Regions from separate parts of the Homo sapiens genome. Here region 2 is linked to region 1. Evidence: chromatin loops called from intact Hi-C (ENCODE). Cell type or tissue: mammary epithelial cell. All regions are shown on one strand. Links, peaks and the distances in the headings refer to the core of each region. The heading gives the core; the rest is flanking DNA.

What was found. Hi-C counts contacts between places; a loop is a spot of excess contacts. Peaks named below come from ENCODE experiments on the same cell type or tissue, not always from the same donor. Only the 100,000 strongest peaks of a DNase experiment are listed, where the experiment ranks them.
Region 2: it touches region 1 in a loop (7-fold over the local background); 4 of 110 quality-filtered maps call a loop at or near these places.

Annotation. Positions count from the first base shown.
Region 1 is chr16:57,589,127-57,596,989 of GRCh38, forward strand. The region is part of intron 1 of LOC105371291 (a long non-coding RNA gene); the gene reads right to left. LOC107984889 (a long non-coding RNA gene) reads left to right here and starts at 6,229. Exons shown (of 2, transcript XR_001752212.2): 1 at 6,229-6,348. RefSeq lists a silencer at 513-582 and an enhancer at 3,786-3,865. In mammary epithelial cell, for the core only: a CTCF peak has its summit at 2,431 (motif pointing right); DNase peaks (open chromatin) are centred at 1,695 and 2,175; H3K27ac peaks cover 1,457 bases.
Region 2 is chr16:57,755,325-57,760,637 of GRCh38, forward strand. KATNB1 (katanin regulatory subunit B1) reads left to right here. Exons shown (of 20, transcript NM_005886.3): 16 at 21-170; 17 at 517-593; 18 at 668-742; 19 at 1,032-1,148; 20 at 1,490-1,920. The coding sequence ends at 1,622. KIFC3 (kinesin family member C3) reads right to left here. Exons shown (of 20, transcript NM_001130100.2): 17 at 4,958-5,092; 18 at 4,404-4,512; 19 at 3,801-3,829; 20 at 2,893-3,585. The coding sequence ends at 3,825. Among named protein-coding and RNA genes, the nearest start is that of MIR6772, 14 kb to the right of the region's middle. RefSeq lists enhancers at 1,665-2,304, 1,893-2,187 and a silencer at 1,986-2,135. In mammary epithelial cell, for the core only: a CTCF peak has its summit at 2,053 (motif pointing right); a DNase peak (open chromatin) is centred at 2,057.

The DNA of each region.
Region 1 (7,863 bases), core at 1-5,000:
TCTTCGTGTAGAGCAGGGGGCCCCAACCCCCAGGCCATGAACTGGCTGGGGAGGAAACATTATCACCTGAGCCCCACCTCCTGTCAGATCAGTGGTAGCGTTAGGCTCTCATAGGACTGAGAACCCTATTGTGAACTGTGCATGTGAGGGATTTAGGTTGTGGGCTCCTTATGAGAATCTAATGCCTGATGATCTGAGGCAGAACAGTTTCATCCTGAAACCATTCCCCACTCTGCCCCCCGAATCTGTGGAAAAATTGTCTTCCATGAAACCAGTCCCTGGTGCCCAAAAGGTTGGGGATCACTGGTATAGAGGCACACTGGCACACCTATGCTCTGGCAAATCTACCTCCCAATTATATCTAAGGGGAAGCCTTGCAGTGTTCCTAGAGATGCACCTGAGAATGTTCATAACAGCGTTGTTAGTAATCACAGAAACAGCCCGACTTCCCCTTGATAGGAGAGTGGCCTTGTGGTATCGTCACAGAACACAGCATTCTAAACCTCTGAAAGCAAATGGACCGCAGCTACCGGCCACAGCGTGGGCAAAGCTAAGACACATAAATGCTGATAAAAAAAAAAAAAAAAGTTCCAGCGACTACAGTTTCATACCTTTAAAAAATTTACTTATTTATTTTACTTTTTTTTTTTTTTTTTGAGGCAGACTCTTACTCTATTGCCCAGGCTGGATTCCAGTGGTGTGACCTTGGCTCATTGCAACCTCCACCTCCTGGGTTCAAGCAATTCTTCTGCTTCAGCTTCCCGAATAGCTGGGACTACAGGTGCTCACCACCATGCTCAGCTAATTTTTGTATTTTTAGTAGAGATGGGATTTTACCATGGAGGCCATGTGATCCTCCCGCCTGAGCCTCTGGAGTAGCTGGGACTACAAGCACACCACCACACCCAGCTTTTTTTTTTTTTTTTTTTTGTAGAGATGGGGGTCTCACTATGTTGCCCAGGCTGAGATTACAGGCATGAGCCACCACACTTGGTCAATACCATTTTTTTTTTTTTTTGGAGACAGTGTCTTGCCCTGTCACACCCAGGCTGGAGCACAGGGGTGCAATCTTGGCTCACTGCAACCTCTGTATTCCAGGCTCAGGCAATTCTCCTGCCTCAGCCTCCCAAGTAGCTGGGGTTATAGGCGTGTGCCACCATACCTGGCTAATTTTTTGTATTTTTAGTAGAGACTGATTTTTACCATGTTAGCCGGGCTGGTCTCAAACTCCTGGCCTCAAGTTGATCTGCCCACTTCGGCCTCCCAAAGTGCTGGGATTACAGGCGTGAGCCACCGTGCCCAGCCCATACCTTTTTAATAATGGTTTAATGCCAAGAAAAAGTAAGTAATACATATCTAAACATTTATACTGCACTGAACTATACAGACAGAGCTGTAAAGGGCACATACAAAATTCAGGATGCCTCTGGGGAGGGGAGGTAGGGAAGGGTAGGGGAGACTCAGGAATTTGGATTTTGTTTGCAGGCAAAGGAGGGGGCACTGTTTCTAAGAAGAGTGATGATACCACCGTATTTTTGAAAAATGATGAAACAGCGTGGGGGAAACTGCTATGTCTTCCATATTCAGGCTTTTTCTTCTCCAAGCCCATTTCCTCCCTAGCAATGATAAGAGGAAACACTCCCGGTGAGTCAGATGCTCTCTAAATATTTTTGCTCATTGAATGTTGACACCAGCCCTGTGTTTAGTATCATACTGGGAACACGCATGAGGAGCTGAAGCACAGACAGGTTAAGTGGCTCGCCCAGGGTCATACAGCTACTCAGTGCTGGAGCCGAGATCACACCAGGCTCTGCTTCCCCACCAGAACCATGAGAGGTTGGGAGTGACCCTACTGGACAGGGATATCTGAGGTGGGAGGGGCTGTGTGTGTGTTCATGCTGAGGCCGGCATGCTTAGAACATCAACCTCAATTTTCCTCCCCACAGGGTCTGGCGGGGAGGCAGGGAGCAAGGTCGTTAAGGGTGGGCAGGGTGAGGGGGAGATTCCCTGACAGCCTGGGTTCTGCCCCTCACTTGCTACAGCCCCATGCAAGCCTCTTGGCCTCTCTGAGGCTCTGTATTCTCACCTGTCAAATGGGGGTTGTCCTGGGTGTTACTTCAAAGGCTGATGAGAAAGGAGTGAGTGGGCTGGCTCGCAGCCTGGCGTGACAAGCAATGCATAAATGTATGCCGTATGAGTCACCTGTCCACAGTGGCCCCAGCAGCTCTCTCTAGCAGGGCTTGGCCAAGACTAGGCCCTCAGAGTGTAAGAAAACTCCTGGTTTGGTGCCTAGCACACTATAGATGTGGCAAACTGTGTCCAAGAACGTTTTGATGGGAGCCTGCCTGGATGACAGAAGATCAGAGTGTGCTGGAATGTCCCACCCTTTCCAGCTTCCCGCAGCCAAGCCAGGCTCTGGGGTGATCATTCCCATAGCAACCACCAGGGGTCAGGGCTGGCCACTTCTGCCTTCTTCCCTCATCCTAGCGCCTGTGGGTGGCGATGACATCCCTGCCATCTATGAGGTGGAGCATTTCCAACAAGAGCAGGTCTGAGGCCCTGGCTTGACTTTCCCAGTCCTGTTAAAGAAGAACATTGGTAAGTGTGTCCATCCATCTGTTGGGCTGTCTGTTGTTCTAACATTCACCCATCCATTTATACTTTTGTCCATTCATCCATTTATCTGTTCATTCTTTTGTCTGCCCATCCATCCATTATCGCTTTATCTTCTATTTCCTCATCTATCCACTCATCTGTTCCTTCATCCAGCCATTCATCTGACTATCCATCTGTCCATTGTCCTCCACCCGTCATCCATCCGTCCAGCCTCCATCCATTCATCCGTCCATCTATCCATTCTAATGTCTGCGTGTCCATCTGTCCATCTATCCATCCATCCCTCCATCCATCCATCCTTCCTTCCTCCTTCATCCACTCATCTGTCCATTCTAATGTCTGTGGGCTCTTCTCTTCATCCATCCATTCATCCATCCATCCATCCATCCATCCATCCATCCATCCAATGTTCAAACACCTGTCCATCTACTCTCTGTCTATCCAACATGCAGTGAGACCTTCTGTTGAGCCAGGACTTGCTCAGCTCCAGGGTACCCTATGAAGGAAGGAGACCCAGTTCCCGTTTCTGCCACTTCACTCCCCCACCTTTGGCTCACCATTTGCTGGGGAGTGGAGAAGTATCAGGCAGTGATAACATAATGAGATGTGTGTGGTCAAGCTCGGAGGTGCAAAAATGTCATATTAATTTTTATGTCACATTAGACTCCAAGGCCTCTCATCCCCTGCATGGGTAGGAAATTCAACTCGTCCTTTATGGAGAAGGCCATTGGGTTAAACAAAAATCTGGGTGGCTTAGGTTGCTTGCTCCTGGAAGGAAAACGGGGGAAGGGCCTGGGGTTAGACTCCGTGGTCTCAACGTGGTTCTCTACACCCTCCAGGCTTGGTCCAGGGAAAGCTTTGCTAAGGCTGAGAAGCCTGCTTCTCAGAAGCACGCCAGACCTGCTTTCAGGCTGTGCCTGGCACAGTGGGAGCCTCTGGTCTCAGACAGGCCCTGCATTTGTTCCCTTACCCAGGAACCCAGGCTGCAAGAACACAGACCTCTCTGGAGTGCCTGGAGCCTGTGGGCTTGGCTGCTTCCGCTAGCAGATGTTAGAGTGGGGAGAGAGGTGTCACCCAGCCTGGCCCGGGTGGTGCAGGGCAGGAGGGTTTCCTGTGGGAGGTGACTTCTACACCAAGACCACAGTGTTGAACAGGGTTAGGCAGGAGAAAAGGGAGGGGAAGTGGCACAGGCTTGGGGTTGGGTGTGGTGGGGGTAGAGAGAGAATGCAGGAGAGTGGGCTTGGTGAGCAGAGTGGCGGTGGGAGGAGCTGGAGAGAAACCAGAAAAATAAGGAAGAGCCAATTATGGTGCTCGGGAAGTAGGGAGATACTGAAGCTCTTTGACCAGGGGAGTTCCTGATCCAAGTGGTGTTTCAAGAAGATCACTCTGGCAGGGGGTGGAGGCAGGTTGGAGTGGCATCCAGGGAGGAGTAGCTGTCCTAGATTGTGCTTGGGCATCAGCAGCAGGTGATGATGAGCCACCACACCTGGGTCATGCTGCCAGCAGGAATAAAGGGAGGGGCGAGGCTCTGGGAGGTGCTGGGAGGTAGAACCCACACTGCAGGTCAGGTGAGGGTGAGGGTGAGGTTGGAGCATCATCAAGGCTGATGTCTTGGACTCTTGGGTAGTTGGGGTGGCCTGTCTGTAACTAAGATGGGGAACCCAACGGAGGGAAGAGAATTGGTGATGTGTGTGGCTCGGTTTGATTGATAGATTGGTGGATTTTCAGAGACAGGATCTACTCTGTTGCCTAGGCTGGAATGCAGTGGCACAATCAAAGCTCACTGCAGCCTCAAACTCCTTGGCTCAAGTGATCTTCCCATCTCAACCTCCTGAGTAGCTGCAACTACCGGTGTGCACCACAATGCCCAGCTATTTTTAAATTTTTCTGTAGAGATGGGGGTCTTGCTTCATTGCCTAGGGTGGTCTTGAACTCCTGGCTTCAAGTGACCCTCCTGCTGCAGCCTCCAAAAGCATAAGGATTATATGTGTGAACCACCATGCCTGGCCTAGTTATTTATTTTTAAGCATTAAAAAATGGTAAACATTTAAGCATTAAAAAATGGAGAATACACAGGATATGCCCATAGTTTAACAAAAATGATAAAGCAAATCCCTGTGTAACTACAACCCTGGTAAAGAAAGAGAACATTGCCACCACCCCAGAAACCCCCACCGCCAATCCTCCATCACAACCTCACTGTGCTGGAGAGGGAAACGTTATCCCGACACTTAGAGGAATCTCTCTCTCACTTTTATTTATGGTTTTACCACCTGTACAGTTTTAAACAATACAGTTTTAGCTCTTTAGTTTTAGTTTTAAAACAATACAGTTTTAGTTTTGCTTATTTTGGAAGATTACATGAATGAAACCCACCTTCTTTTACTCAATGTTATGTTTGTAAGATTCATCTGCATTGCTGTATGTAGAAGTAGTTTGTTCCTTTTCAATGCTGTATACTATTCCAATATGTGAACATACTATGATTTATTAATCCATTAATTTCCTGGTGGATGTTGGGATGTTTGCAGGTTAAGGCTGTTACCAACAATGCTACTATAAGCATTCTTATAGGTGAGTAGCGGTACAAATATGCATGTACTTCTGCAGGCTATGTATCTGGAAGTGGACTGTCTGAACCACAGGTCATGAGCATCTTCAATGTTACTAGATAATGCCTGCTTTCTAAAGTGGTTGAACAAATTTACAACCCCTCCTAGCCATCCTCCACCCCCTCCTAAGTGTTCCACAGAGCCACACTCCGTATGGCTAATTTGGGGAAATCTCATGGGTGGGTCGTGATGGCTCATTGTTATTTTAAGTTGTATTTCCATGGCATGTATTTATCGGCCAGTTGGATTTCCTCTTTTGAAGTGCCTATTCAAATGCTTTTCCAGCTTCTTATTGGGTCATTTGGCTCTATAGCAGACACATCTGGGGCCAGCATCACTCTGATTTCAGCCTCCATGTCATGGAGCCTCCCACTGCCAGAAAGCCAGTCTTTCCACATTCTACCCAGGGACTCATCCAACCATGTGGGAAAGCCTGGAATGGTGGAGAAATGCCCCAGCCTCCTGACCTTCATGGAAACAACCCTGGAACTCTCAGGGGTCTTGGAGGTCCCAAAGGAACCCAGTCTTCAGTACCTACAGCAGTGACCTTGACAATGCCCGTGAACTGGGTTTCTACCTCCCTCCCCCACCAACTCTGCTGCTGGCATGACCTTCTAGATATACTGCCTGTACCCAAGTCCTTGTCTCAGGCTCACTCTTCATTTCTTCCTTGTCGATTTGTAGGAGCTATTTATGTATTCTGAATAGTATTCCTTTGTCAGTTATATTATTGTCAATATATTCTCCCATTCTATGAGTTTTCTTTTTCACTTTTTTTTCCCTGCCGTCTTTTGACAAACAGACATTCTTTAGTTTAATATATTCTAATTGATTAAACTCTTACTTCTGGTTAGTGTTTTTTTGTGTTTTTTTTTTTTTTTTCAGAAATCCTTCCCTGCTCCAAAGTTTATGTTATGGCTTGGAAGTTTAATAGCTTTTCACCCTTAGGTCTTTAATTGATTTTGGTAACTGGTATGTGCTAGGGTCAAATTTCATTTTTTTTCCCGTAGGGATACCCAACTGTTCTAGCACCATTTATTGAAAAGTCAACTCTTCCTTCAATATTCAGAAATGTCACCTCTGTCATAAACCAGGCAGCCACATGTGTATTAGACTGCTGGTGAGTGCCCTATCTTGTATATTTCTGCATGTCTTAAATTAGTTCTCAATTAAGTTTTAGAATTTTATCTGGGTTTTGCACATTTCTAGTTAGATTTATTTCTCAGTACTTGATATATTTTGAAGTATTATAAATGATGGTCATATTAGTTATCATGGCCATGTAACAAATCACTCCAACACTCAGTGGCTAAAACAACAAAATTTATCTCCCCATTTTTGTGGGCCAGGAATCCAGGGGTAGCCTAGCTAAGTGGCAATGGCTCAAGGTCTCTTATGAGGTTTCAGTCAAGTTGGAGGACAGGGCTGAGGTCTCATCTGAGGGCCTGACTGTGGAGGTGATCCACAGGGCTGCCTCATGACATGGCAGCTAGCTTCACCCAGAGCAAGTGATCTGAGAGAGAGAGATAGTATCAGAGAGAGAGAGAGAGAGAGAGATAGTATTCAAGATGGAAGCCACACTCTTTATAACCTAATATCAGAAGAGACATCCCATTATTTCTGCCATATTCTATTCATTAGAAGTGAGGCACTAAATCCAGCCCATACAAGAAGATGAGATTACCCAAAGGTGTGAATACCAGGAGGTAGGGTTCACTGGGAGACTTCCTTAGAGGCTGCCTATTGCAGTGATTTTTTAAAAATCTTCATTTCCTGATTCTTATGGCTACTATATAATTTTACATAATTGTTATTTTTTTTTGAGATGCAGTCTCACTCTGTTGCCCAGGCTGGAGTGCAGTGGTGCCATCTTGACTTACTGCAACCTCTGCCTCCCAGGTTCAAGTGATTCTTGTGCCTCAGCCTCCTGAGTAGTTGGGATTACAGGCACATGCCACCATGCTCAGCTAATTTTTGTATTTTTAGTAGAGATGCTGTTTCACCATGCTGGCCAGGCTGGTCTTGAACTCCTGGCTTCAAGTGATCCACCTGCCTCAGCCTCCCAAAGTGCTGAGACTGCAGATATGAGCCACTATGTCTGGCCTCACAATGAAGTTTTAATATTGATTTTTGTATTCAGCAACCTCGCTAAACTCTCTCATTGAATATAATAGTTTATCTGTGGATCGCTTTGCATTTTTCATATACTCGTCATATCATCCGTGAATGATAAAGTTCATTTTTATCTTTCCAATCCTTGTATGTTTTATTTTATTTATTTTCCTTGGTACACAGGCCAGGTCTTACAGAACAAGAGTTTAACAGCTGTGGTAATAGTGAGCTTCCTTATCTTGTTGCCAATCTCCAAGGAAAAGTTTTTAACAGTTTCACCTGAAAGTATACTATCTGTTGTAGTGTTTCATATACCTGTATATTAGATCAGATATTATCAGATTTAGGGAGTTCCCTTCTGTTTCCAGTTTGCTAAGGGTTTTTGTTTGTTTTAAAATCATGAATGAATGTTGAATTTTGTCAAACATCTCTTTGCATATATTGCGATCATTATTAGAATTTTCTACTTTGATCTTTTAATGTCATGAATTACATTACTTTTTTTGGTAATGTAAAATATGTA
Region 2 (5,313 bases), core at 1-5,000, 170 kb after region 1:
TGGGTGTCCATCCCACGCAGGCCGTGAAGATCCCCCAGCAGGCCGAGCTGGTGGACGAGGATGCCATGTCACAGATCCGCAAAGGCCACGACACCATGTGTGTGGTGCTCACCAGCCGCCACAAGAACCTGGACACTGTGCGGGCTGTGTGGACCATGGGCGACATCAAGGCAAGTGCCCACCCTTGCACAGGGCCTCATCTCGCCCCCCTGCCCCTGCCACCTGCCTGCCCGGGCTTGGGGCAGAACAAGAAGAGGCCACCCATGGGGGACAGTGTGGGATAGGCCATCCCTGACGTCACACCATCTGTTTCCGCCATCATCATCATCATCACAGACTGCCGTTTAGTGAGCATCTGTTTACATGCCTGGCCTTACACTCATTGCGTTAGGTGCAGTGCTGAATACCCACAGCCCCATCAGCACACCCACATTCACGTTCGTACCCCCACCCTCACCCTCACAGGGCCACACTGTCCCCCACTGCCCCACCCCTGACGGTGCTCTGTTTGCACAGACGTCGGTGGACTCCGCTGTGGCCATCAACGACCTGTCGGTGGTGGTGGACCTCCTGAACATCGTCAACCAGAAAGCGTAAGTGGCTGCAGAGGGGGAGTGGGCGGAGGGGCAGGGCTGGGCTGATGGCAGCATGTCCTGGCCTCTCCTAGCTCCCTGTGGAAGCTGGACCTGTGCACCACCGTCCTGCCACAGATTGAGAAGCTTCTGCAGAGCAAGTATGAGAGGTGCGTGTGGGGAAGCCATGCCTGCCTGAAGCAGGGGGAGGGGAGAGGTAAGAAGCCTCCTCCAGAACCATGGGAAGGACCCCCAAGAGCCTGGGTGTTCCTGTGAGCTGGCTGTGAAGCATTGCTGCCCCTCAACAGTCCGGAGGTGGGAGTGGAAACAGGCGTGTGTGGGTGTATGTGTGGGTGTGTCTGTGTCTGTTTCTGCCCCTCTCCTCCTTTGTTCCTTGCTGTTTCTCTTTCTGTCTGTGGCCCTTGGTCCATCTGTGACTTCATCCATCTCCCCCTAAAGCTACGTCCAGACGGGCTGCACCTCCCTGAAGCTGATCCTGCAGCGGTTTCTGCCCCTCATCACAGACATGCTGGCGGCCCCACCCTCTGTGGGTGTGGATATCAGCAGGGAGGAGAGGTGAGGGCAGCGCATGTGTTGGGGGCAGGGGTGCCACAACAGGTGAGGGGACAAAGGCCTGGAGGCCTGGGCCCCTCTTACTGACAGTCCTGCTGGGACAGAGTACAGAGGAGGCGTTGGTCTGGGGCCATGGCTCAGGGTGTGGGTGGGCTTAGCCAGAGCTGGGTTCCTCCATGGCCTGGCTGTGCCCACAATCCCTGGCAGGGCCTGGGTGGTTCCCCTCTGGGCCTCCGCCTTCCCTTGGGAGGAAGGGCTGGAGCAGTTAGGACAGCAAAGGCCCTGGGGTTGGGTGTGGGTGGTGGTGGTGCCAGCTAGCCCCTCAGGCACTGCCCTCTCTACAGGCTGCATAAGTGCCGGCTCTGCTACAAGCAGCTTAAGAGCATCAGCGGCCTGGTCAAGAGCAAGTCAGGCCTGAGCGGCCGCCATGGCAGTACCTTCCGCGAGCTGCACCTGCTCATGGCCAGTCTGGACTGAGGAAAGCAGTGGGCAGGGGCGCTCGGCAGCCCACAGGGCCTGGCCTCAGCCCCCACTCCTGTTCCTTGTGCACCCACTGGCCCATGAGCCTCTGCCTGGCCCCTGCTGCTGTCCTGTGGCCGTCCTGGAGGAGGTGATGCTGGTCCCTGGCCACCTCTACAGCCCTGAACTCTTGAGACAACTCTCTCCAGCAATAGCTGCCCAGCTTTGCCCAACTGTTGCTTCTTGGGGCAGCGAACTGAGCCCTGGGGCTGCTGCTGTAATTTATAAGGCAAATTTTATTAAATTTGTAACTATTCCCAGGTTTCCTTGTGGGGAATGTTTTCTGCTGGCCACAGGGCTCCCCGGGCCCAGGAGTGCCTGCCCCATGGTTTGAGATGAGGCCACACCCCCTCCAAGCCCGGGGGTGGGGCTCTGGGCCATGTGGCCAGCAGGGGGCAGCAGAGAATCAGGCCTCTGGGACAGCACCAGTTCAGCCAGTGCAGACTGGGAAGGAAGGGGAGGCGGCAACCACCCTTCCACCACTGGGTGTTGAGGTTAGGGGTGGCCCCCACCAGCCCGTTCCTCCCCACCTCAGCTACACTCAAGCTGTCTTATGGACACCCCCAGGATGCCTCCAGGGGCAGGACTAGAAGGGCACCTGCCCCTTCCTCTGAGCAGGGCTCCGATCAGCTGTCACTCCCTGCTGGAGTCCCCAGCACTGGCTGGCGGGAAAGGGCTCCCTGCTCCGTGGGCACTGCGACAGGTGGGCCCCCTCCTGCTCCCAAGGCAGGGACCAGGTACAGCCCCGCCCCGGGGTGGTCAGGGTCCTCGGCACTGGAGGAAGGTGGCGTGGACCTCTGGCCAGTTCACTGAAGAGGGAAAAGGCCAGGGCAAAGAGTGGGCAGTGGGTGGTGCCCAGCAGTAACCTGGAAGCCCAGCATGGTTTGGGCAAGGCTTTGATAGCCTTTGAAGCTCTCTCCAGCCTTAGTTTCCTTCCCATCAGTAACATGGAGGAATGCCCCTGTTGGGAGGTCAGTTATCGTGGGCACATGGTAGGTACCGCATGAGGCGACTGTGACCACAAACAACAGAGAAAGTGACCCAGGGTGGGACAGCGCAGGCTCCCCCCAGTTGTTTGTTAAGGACGCATGTCCCTAACTGACCTAGAGGACAGATCCCAGAGGGCTGTGGGGTGACCAGCCAGCGGGGGAGTCCACAAGACCTGCCAGTGCCCCGTCCCCCTAATCAGACCAAGAGGGGCTCACAGACCAACTTTTTCAGACCATACTTGTGTAAAAAGGCTTCTTTTATTTTAATAAGTAAAAATGGCTAAGCTTCCAAAAGTTCTTAAATAGGATTTCAGAGGGAAGAAAATTCGAGAGACCAGCGAGCCAGGCAGGTGAGCGAGCAGCAGAATCCCCCACCCGCTGGCTGCCTCTGCCAGCCATAAACACAGCACGGCCCCGTGGCGGGAGGCCATGCGCCTCCGCACACCCCCCAGCTGCGGGAACCCTCCTTGAAGGAGAGGGGCGGGGAGGGCTGCCATTGGTGCCACCAACCCACCCCAGTCCCCATGGTTCTTGGGTCTGCCCAGAGGCTCCTCGCCCACCCCCTAAGGAGGGGGCTGGCCAGCTCTGCAAGCTGAGGAGAGGGGCCGAGAAAGCCTGGGTGAGAGGCCCACCCTCCTCCACACTCCCGCCCTCCTCACGGGGCCCAGTTCGCTGATGGCCCAGGCCTGCCAGGAAGAGCAGCCACCCCCGCCTTTCCGCCCATGCAATTTGCACTCAGAGCCACAGCCGAGAGACACCGTTTCCTTCTGAACATGTTTCTCATCTTTGAGGGGAGACGGGGCAGAAGAAGAGCCTCCACTCTCGCCTCTACCTCCGGGGGTCCTGGCGCTGCAGCAGGGACAGGCCAGTGAGGGCCCAGCTTCAGGCCCAGCGGGGTCACATCCGTCACACAGGCAGTGGCCGCGACTTCCCTGCAGGGGCATGAGATCATCAGCCTCTTGTCCACTTGCCCACCGGCAGCCCACAGCAGTTGCCACCGAGAGCAGGAGGGAACCCAGCAAAAGCACATAGACAAGCGACAGCAGGGGCTAGACCCAGCTCTGAACAGCAGAACGTCCCAGCGCAGCCCTGCAACCCACTGCGGGCAGGCAGGCGGGCAGCCCTGGGCCACAGGCCCCACACTCACCTAGAGACTCTGCAGCCCCAGCCGTCAGGCTGAAATCAAAGTGACAGGCGTCTCACTGGTGGGCTTGCCTTGGGCCAGTACCCCACAAGACCCTGCTGCTGCTACCCCTTTGGACTCAAGGATGGGCCAGGCCCTCCCATGATCTGGGCTAAACAGGGGCTGGAGCCCTGGGTCCCGGTCCTGTGGCGGGGCTCACTCCTCACCTAGGAGGTAGGCAAGCCCGGCCCTTTCTACCCCCGGGGCAGCTGAGGCACAGGGAGGGGGCTGCAGGGGCTGCTCTGGAGGGGGCTTACTGCACAGGCTCAGCCAGCCCATGCTCAGAGAGCAGGGTCCCAGGGTAGAGTCAGCACCCCCGGCTGAGAGGCTGGGGTCTCCTTACACTGCCCCCTTCCCACAGACCTTCCATTTCCCACCTGCAGAACGGACACAGCACTGTCTGCCCTGACTACTGCCTGGGGGCAGGGGAGGTTGTAAAACAGGTTCTGGAGAAGGTGTAAGAACTTTTTAAAAAGGAAAGAAAAGAGAAAGCCCATCCAGGTAAGGGCAGCCTGGTGACTATTACCCTGGGGAGACTCCCCACCCACACTGCCACTCCAGGCTCACCCGAGGGCTGCAGCTTCCTCCGGATGGATCCAGGGCGGCTACTGGTCCCAGAGCTGGGGGCTGAGTGGGCCCGTGCCGAGGGCTGTGGCGTCTGACAAGCCGGCTCCCACTGTGAGCAGGGAAGGGCGGATGGGCGGGGGCCACGGCTGCCCTGGCTCCCCACCCTGCTGTGCTTCTCTCTACTCCCCTGCCCTGCCTCCTAACACCCAGTTTCCTCATCTGCAAAATGGGCATGATGTTTGTGCCCCAGCCTCAGTTATGGCAAGAATTAAATGAGATAATTCATGTAAAGAAGTCAACTAGTTACCACTGAGCATCTACTATGTGCCACCCCCACGGCCAGCTCGTCACCCCACAGGAACCTCCGAGGCCAAGAAGAAATACCTGTACTGAAGAGGCTGCTGGCTGTGGGTTCCAGCCGTAGCTCCACCCAACTCCGGCAGCTTCCCTGCCCCCACTGCTTCAGGACGTCCCCGCCCAGCTCCCTGCTCCTGCCATGACCCAAAGTCTCTGACCCAGGGCCACCTGAGCCAGGCCTGTGACAGTCCCCGTACCTCTAGATGCTCCTGGCTTGACCAGGACCCAAGCTCTGCCCTGCGTAGCCCAGGCCCCAGCTCCACAGAGCGCACCCTCTCAGCAAACTTGAGGGAATAGAGCGTCTCGCTAGTGTTCTTCTCCACGGGGGACACCTAGGGGACACGAGAGCTCACTGCCCACCCGGGCCAGCTGGAGGGGCAACAGGGTCACGAGAGGGAGCTCACAGCTGGGGCCGTCAGAAGGCTTCCTGGAGAGGCCTGAGGGATGGGGTGGGAGGGCAGGCAACATGGCAGAGGTGCTGTGGTCAAAGGTGGAGAGGAGGGACTGGGAGTTACACAGGGTGTGTGTGGCCAGGTCTAGGGGCGGGGAGGTC